Linked DNA regions of Homo sapiens: region 1 is linked to region 2. A link is an interaction called in ENCODE POLR2A ChIA-PET data of the cell type or tissue named here. Cell type or tissue: B cell. All regions are shown on one strand.

Region 1 (4,000 bases), 250 kb before region 2:
GGCAAAGGCTCATACAATAGAAAGCTGGCTGTCGGGAACAAAGCCTCTTCTCCTCCAACCCCTCAAGTCAAATGGGAAGACTGGGGGGCTCAGAGTAAAGAGTCCACAATCAAGGATATACCCTCACAAGGAAAACAGGCTCTCGTAGGCACACAGCATTTAATCCATTTCCCCCAATACCTAGACACACACACACGCATGCCTCACTTTAGTTACAAGGGCAGCAGAACCCATTCACTCTGTTTAAGCATAAATGGGGAAGGGGGAATTTACTGGCAGGATCCCTGTGCAACCCAAGGGCAGGAAACTCAGCCAGTGCTCCCAAACGGGCCAGAAACAAACACAGAAAGTTTTTTTTTTAAATGACATTATGGGCCGGGTGCGGTGGCTCACACCTGTAATCCCAGCACTTTGGGAGGCCAAGGCAGGTGGATCACGAGGTCAGGAGTTCAAGACCAGCCTGGCCAAGATGGTGAAACCCGGTCTCTAATAAAAATACAAAAATTAGGCCGGGCGTGGTGGCTCACACCTGTAATCCCAGCACTTTGGGAGGCCGAGGCGGGCGGATCACAAGGTCAGGAGATCGAGACCATCCTGTGAATGGTGAAACCCTCTCTGTACTAAAAATACAAGAACTTAGCCGGGCATGGTGGCAGTCGCCTGTAGTCCCAGCTACTTGGGAGGCTGAGGCGGGAGAATGGCGTGAACCCAGGAGGTGGAGCTTGCACTGAGCCGAGATTGCGCCACTGCACTCCAGCCTGGGCGACAGAGTGAGACTCCGTCTCAAAAAAAAAAAACAACGAAAAAACAAAAATTAGCTTGGCGTGGTGGTGGGTGCCTGTAATCCCAGCTACTCGAGAGGCTGAGGCAGGGAATTGCTTGAACCCAGGAGGTGGAGGTTGCAGTGAGCCAAGATCACGCCACTGCACTCCAGCCTAGGTGACAGAGTGAGACTCTGTCTCAAAAAAAAAAAAAAAATGACATTACGGGTTGGACACAGTGGCTCACACCTATAATCCCAGCACTTTGGGAGGCCAAGGCAGGTGGATCACTTGAGGTCAGGAATTGGAGACCAGCCTGGCCAACATTATGAAATCCCGTCTCTACTAAAATACAAAAATTAGCTGGGCGTGGTGGCGGGCACCTGTAATCCCAGCTACTTGGGAGGCTGAAGCAGGAGAATCACTTGAACCCAGGAGGCGGAGGTTGCAGTGAGCTGAGATTGCGCCACTGCACTCCAGCCTGGGTGATAGAGCAAGACTCCATCTCAAAAAAAAAAAAAAGAAAGAAAAAGAAAAAGAAAAAAAAATGACATTACCCGCCATCGCCCCATCCCTCTGGTCTGCACATCCACTTTCTTCTTCTCTTCCCTGCTCAGAACTTTCTCCCAGCCCCTGGCTGTCCCAGGCCCAGCTTTATAGGTCCTCTTGGTTCAAACACCCAACAGAGACTGGGTGTCTGGATCTCAATCACACATTCTCAGCAGAGGGAACCTGACTGGCTGGCTGGTCTTGGGAGCCGTGGGGGTCTAGGGGCCACCGCCCACCACTCAGGGCTGTGGGGGCAGACTCAGAGAGGGGTGTGGTTGTGGAGGGTGGGAAGAAATGAGGCCTGCCCAGGCCCAGCAGCTTGTCTAATTCCTTTCAACCCGCCCCCTCCCGCCGCCTCCCCCCGTCTTCCCAGACAAGAGGTCTTGAATCTCTCCCAGGATGAGGCTGTTAGGCTACCCACACAAACACGACGTCATCCATTGTCCCTCATTATTCATTATTGTTAGAGGGCTCTTAAGTCATCCTTTCTCCTTCTGAACTAGCCGTTGCTCATCTGCTCATGTCTGTGGCTGCAGCAATTAATGCCAGTTTCAGTCAGTACAAACCAATCATTCCCTCGGTTTGCTTCTTTGGCTGCTATAAACAATTTTTTTTTTTTTTTTTTTTTTGAGACAGGGTCTCGCTTTGTCACCCAGGCTGGAGCGCAGTGGTTTGATCTCAGCTCACTGCAGCCTCGACTTCCCCAGGCTCAGGTAGGTGATCCTCCCACTTCAGTCTCCCAAGTGGCTGGGACTACAGGCAGATGCCACCATGCCCAGATAATTTTTAAATTTTTTTGTAGAGACGGGTCTCACTATGTTGCCCAGGCTAGTCTCAAACTCCCAGGCTCAAGTGAGTCTCCCGCCTCAGCCTCCTAAAGGGCTGGGATTACAGGAATGAGCCAGCGCTCCGGCCTAGAAACAATTTTTAAACCTTGTAAATCCAAACCCCATAAAAGAGAGGAACTGATTGGTTCTCCCACTCACCAATTTGTCAGGACTGCCCCTACTGGGCAGAGCTTTCGCACCAGCGGCCTCCGCCCTCCCCCATTCACACTAGCCTATAAAGTGGCTGCCTGAGATCCAGGGACCCGCCCATTCCTGGGCAGTGGTGGTTAGGGGCCCTTTGGGCTTTGGTTTTTGCAAACATTTTCTTTGCTTACCCTGATTCTTCTCTGGGCTGGTGCCAGTTTCGTGTGCTCCTACTCCCGCCCCTATTCTTTGTTCATTGTTTACTGAAGCCTGTTCTTCTCCTTCCTGTGGCTTCCCCACCTTTTTCCTGCTGCTTGCTCATTTTGGACACATCTCTAATTCTAAGTGATGACCACCTACGGTGCTTTCGGCAAGTCCCTTAGCTCCTTGGGCCTCCGTTTCCCCATGTGCATATTTGTGCTACTCAATTCCCACTTCACAGGGTTATGAAAGGAGTTAATGTATCTGCGAGCTCCTGCTACACAGCGAGCACTAAACAAACATCAGTGTCTGCCTTTCTGTTTGGCTTCAGTCCTTAAAGCTGTCAACAGACCAGAGAGGCGGAGCTGGACTAGGAGAGAAGAACCTGAGTTCAAGCCTCTGCTGTGCGTCTAACTTGCTGTGTGACCTTGAGAAGCCCCTTTCCCTCTCTCGGACTCGGTTTCCCCATCTGTCCAATGAGGATTGGACTAGAGGAGCATTTCCCAAACTGAAACTAACAGCACGCCACACAGAGAAAGAGTATCTTTGGAGCCAGGTGCGGTGGCTCACGCCTGTAATCCTAGCACTTTGGGAGGCTGAGGTGGGTGGATCACCTGAGCTCAGGAGTTCAAGACCATCCTGGGCAACATGGTGAAAACCCGTCTCTACTAAAAATACAAAAAGTTAGCTGGGCGTGGTGGTGGGCGCCCGTAATCCCGGCTACTCAGGAGGCTGAGGCAGGAGAATCGCTTAAACCTGGGAGGCAGAGGTTGCAGTGAGCCCACATTGTGCCACTGCACTCCAGCCTGGGCGACAGAGCGAGACTCACAGAAAAAAAGAATATCTTTGGCCAAACATTTTGGGAAAAGCCATTTAACAACTTTCAGAATATTACAGGCACTGAAACTGTGCTGTCCAATATGGTAGCCACTAAACACATGGGACTATTTAAATTAAACATAAATAAAATTTGAAACTCAGTTATTCGGTCTCACTAGCCACATTTCAAGTGCTCAATAGACACACGGGGTTAATGGCTACAGTACAGCAGAGAACAGGTAAGAGCATTGCCTTTAGCACAGAAAGCACCATTTGAAGGCGCTGTAATCAGAGGAGGCCTGCTTCACTTTAATCCAGCATTTCCCAAACACATTGTGCGTGTGTGTTTGTGTGTGTGTGTGTGACACAGGGTCTCATTCTGTCACCCAGGCTGGAGTGCAGCGGCACAAACACAGCTTGCTGTAGCCTTGACTCCTGGGCTCAAGCAATCCTCCTGCCTCAGCCTCCCAAGTAGCTGGGACTACAGGCATGTGCCACCACACCCGGGTAATATTTTTGTATTTTTTTTGTAGAGACAAGGTCTCACGGTGTTGCCAAGGCTGGTCTCAAACTCCTGGGCTCAAGCAATCCTTCTGCCTGCCTCAACCTCCCAGAGTGTTGGGATTACAAGCATGAGCCACCATTGCCTGGCCATGTTTTAACATTTTTCTTGGCTGAAAGGACATTATATTTGTGGAA
Region 2 (4,000 bases):
ATGGCGTGAACCCAGGAGGCGGAGCTTGCAGTGAGTGCGATTGCGCCACTGCACGCCAGCCTGGGCGACAGAGCCAGACTCCGTCTGAAAAAAAAAAAAAAAAGAAAAGAAAAGAAAAGAAAAATGAAAAAAAAAAAAAAACAGATCTGCATAGCCCTACAAAGTAGCCATTAGCTTTTAAATGAAAATACTTAAATGCTATCTAAATGAAAATAGTTAAAATGAAATAAGATAAAAAATTCAGTTCCTCAGTTACAGTAGCCACGTTTCAAGCGCTCGGGATTCACGTGCCCCTGGTGGCTACTGTGTTGGGCAGCACAGACATGGGACATTACTATCATCACAGAGAATCCTACGGGACGGTGCCGTTCTAGATTCTTCTTAGACATATCCTAACACCTATACAGGTTGATTATCCCTAATTCAAAAATCTAAAATCTGAAATGCTCCAAAATCCAAAACTTTTTTAGGGCCAACATGGTACTCAAAGGAAATGCTCATTGGAGAATTTTGGATTTTGGACTGAAGTATAATCCAACTATTCCGAAATCTGACAAAATCAGAAGTCCTAAATTTGAATGCTTCTGGTCCCAGCCATCTTGGGTAAGGGATGTTCAACCTGTAATGACTGTTAATGTGTGGTTTTTTTTTTTGGAGACCAGGTCTTGCTCTGTCGCCCAAGCTAGAGTGCAGTGGCACGATCATAGTTCACTGCAGCCTTCACCTCTTGAGCTCAAGTTATCCTCCTGCCTCAGCCTCCCAAAGTGTTGGGATTACAGGCGGGAGCCGCCATGCCCCAGCCTATTGATATTCTTGTTGAGGTTCTCAGACATATCTGCATGGCCTCACACATGGAGGAAAGAGACCCACAGAGGCAAAAACAAGACATGGGGTAAAAATAGACTGGAAGGAAACACACCGAATGATAGTGGTTTTTTCTGGGTGTTGAGATTACCGAGCTTATTTTTAAATTTCTTAGATCCTTCAGGTGTTCTACAACGTAAAATGCAGACAGGGTGGGGACGTTGGTTGGAGTCATGTTTTCCCTAATGTTCTTACTGGTTCTAAAATCTTCAAGCTATGCTCTCACCCAAGGCTTCACTTATTATTATTTTAACACTGTGGATTCATAAAGAATGGAAGCCCACACAAGTCCAGGGAAGGAAGGAAAGGCAGACAGAGGCTTATTTTCAGGCCTGGGCAGTTGCACAGGGTCCCTTGCTTAGAAGGGCCTCATGCTTGGTTTCGTGTTCTGTGGTCGCTGTCCTGAAATTCTTACTGATTTTTGAACAAGGGATCCTGTATTTTCATTTTGCACTGTGCCCTGAAAATCATGCCGCCGTCACTAGCCCTGGGATTCTCCCCAGGACAGGTTTCCCTTCAGCTGCTCTAAGCCTTCGCCCTTGTCCTTGTCCAACCACGGACGTGGCCATCCACGGAGCCCTCTACGTGCCTCAGAGCAAGTGTGCTTCGGCTGCTCAGGTGTGTGTCTAGAGACTGATAAAAACAGGGCTCGTGAGTGGGTGCGGGAGGCCCCTGTGGTCTCTGTTCACACACGTACCTACCCTCAAGGCCATGTCTACACTGGCCTATTTCAGAGAACCGCCCTGTGCATCATGGGATGCTTTGCCCCACATCACGGCCCAGCTTGGTTCAGTCCTGGAGCCCTGTGTCCTGAAGCCATGACCAACCCCAGGCCTGGCCCACCTTCTTCCTCAGTCTCCTCTCCCTCAAGCCCTCCACAGGACCCATAAACCTTCCATCTCCATGTAATCCTTTTGTGTGATCCTTCTTCCATACCTTTGCCCATGCTGTTCACTCTGCTTGTACCAGCAAGGTTCCTTCCTCCCCAGATCTGCCCTTTCTAGACCCATCTCAGATTCCACCCTTTCTAGAAAGACTTCAGGAAGTATTTGAGAAGGGCCTGAAGATGCTGTGGTTGCATAGAGGAGGATATGAATCACCTCGCTTAGAGGTATCGGGGAGGGCTCCATGGAGGTGGTGCCCTCAGGCCAAGGAAGAGAAGATATCTTCCGGGCAGAAGGGAGAGTTTGACGGGCTGGTTTGATGTCAGACAGACCACAGGATGACTCAAGGTCCTCTTTCCTCTTCTTAAACATTAGTTGCAGCAAGTCCCACCATCTGCCTGAGTCTGTTTTCATCTCCACAATGGAGGTGGTGATGCCCAGCACACGGAGCTGTGATGAGGATTTAATGGGGAATCCAGAGCATTTATGGAAGTGCCAGGAGGCCAAGATTCTGCATAGGTAGGAAGGACCTAAGCCAGAGGGGTGTGGGTGGCCAGAGGAGAGAGCCTACCTTAGTAGGGCTTGGTAGGCTAAGGTCTGGGCTGAATCTCGAGGCTCTGGAGCTTAGAACAGCATCTGCAACTCCCTGGCTGTCGGGGTTCAGGCAAGGACTGCCTCCTCTCTGAGTGTCAGTTTCCCCATCTATAAATGGAAAGCTGGGACACTGAAAAACACTGGGGGGGAGGGTGGTTCCTGAGGCAGTCTCTCTCCACACATCACAGGAATGTGGCGCCCCAGGGAGAAGGCATCTTTGTCCATTGTGTTCACTTCTGCATCTCCAGTGCCCAGAACAGTGCTTGCATGCAGTAGATGCTCAATAAATGTTCATTGAATGAATCAGCAGCAACCAATTCGCCCACCTCACATCCTAAGTCCGCTGGGGACGTAGGCCCACCTCTCCAGGGAAACTGTCTGCAGATTGGGACCACACCTCAGGTCACAAGCATTTCCTGAGCACCTACTGTATGCATGGCTCTGCGCAGCCCGGGGCAGACCCTTGCTCCACAGCCCGACAGGGCAGAGCCAAGGAGGCAGGTGACAGACACAGTGATTTGGGAAGAAGAACAGAGAGCAGGGTGGCCAGCAGGGCCTTGCCTGGGTGGGAGCAGGCCGTTCCCAGGCTGGAGCTCAGGCTGATGGGAGCCCCAGCTTGCCTGTTCCTGGGAGGGTGGGACTGCCTCTTCCTCTTTCTTTCTCTGAAAACAAAAATTGTTTTCCCTTAAATTTACAAGTATTAAAAGTTTGGAAAATACACAATAATCAAAAGAATATAAAATAAAGGTTACCTGCCATCATGGCGGACCACACAGTATTAACTACTATGGACTTTTCAGTGTTTCCCTCTAGTCTTTTTTCTGAGGTGGCTTTGCTCTCAGAGGTGGCTTTCTCTCCCCCTGGGAAGGGATATAGCTGCTCTGTAGGAGATGTGGGGGCACCAGGCTCTCTCCATGGGCTCTTTATCACTTCTGACTTGGAGGTCCTTTCTCCACCCCCCCTGGACCTAGCACCTCTTCCCGAGACACAGGGGTGCGAAGAGCTGGGGGAGGTACGTCAGCAGGCCTCCCCTCCTGCCCCTGCTTACCCCACGGAGGTGGGGTGGGACAGAACTCAGGCTTGAGGAAGGAGCACTGGAGGCCAAGCCACAGGTGCTGGTCCTCAGCCCTGGTGCCCAGGCAAGTTGGGTTTGGGAATAGGGGCATGACCAAAATGGACCCCTCCTTTCCTCCCCACCCCTTTCCACTCCATCCGCCTTTCCCTTTGCGTTCTCCAAGCGTTCCGTCCCCCAGATGCCCTCTGTTTCCTCTGCTCCAGCCTTTTAACTCCTCTCAACAAAGGCCAAGGAATCAGGCAGACTGTGGACACTCAGGTGTGCATGATGGGAAGGGACCTGCATTTACAAAAGCTCCCCCCCACAGGGACTGCATGTGCTGGTGGAATCTCAGTCACCATGTCCCACGTTGAAGGATGTTTGGAGGGGGCTGACTTTGGTCACCCTTCAAATCATAAGTTATATGCGTCTGCCCTTTCCGCCCACACGTAAGTCTGAACCTTTTGCCAAAAACACTTTTCCCAGACTCGAAAGAAAACCCCAAAGAGGAACCTAAACCTTCACGCTGCCTGCACCGATTGGACCGGAGTGCTCAGGCTCGCGCCAACAAGTGTTTCAAAGAAGAAGCCAGACAGTGAAGGGG

The links. ChIA-PET counts read pairs that join two places held together with the same protein. Peaks named below come from ENCODE experiments on the same cell type or tissue, not always from the same donor. Only the 100,000 strongest peaks of a DNase experiment are listed, where the experiment ranks them.
Region 1: POLR2A ChIA-PET joins it to region 2 with 5 read pairs; 1 of 35 experiments calls an interaction of 5 or more read pairs at or near these places.

What each region holds. Positions count from the first base shown.
Region 1 is chr1:24,703,124-24,707,123 of GRCh38, forward strand. No RefSeq gene overlaps it. Among named protein-coding and RNA genes, the nearest start is that of CLIC4, 40 kb to the right of the region's middle. In B cell, no CTCF peak of the experiment used is centred here; a DNase peak (open chromatin) is centred at 2,348; H3K4me3 peaks cover 1,261 bases; H3K27ac peaks cover 308 bases.
Region 2 is chr1:24,953,277-24,957,276 of GRCh38, forward strand. All of the region lies in intron 1 of RUNX3-AS1 (RUNX3 antisense RNA 1), which reads left to right. It also overlaps a transcript of RUNX3 not described here. Among named protein-coding and RNA genes, the nearest start is that of RUNX3-AS1, 25 kb to the left of the region's middle. RefSeq lists a silencer at 941-1,000 and enhancers at 1,497-2,696, 1,738-1,917, 1,958-2,107, 2,148-2,197. In B cell, no CTCF peak of the experiment used is centred here; DNase peaks (open chromatin) are centred at 672, 885, 1,805 and 3,905.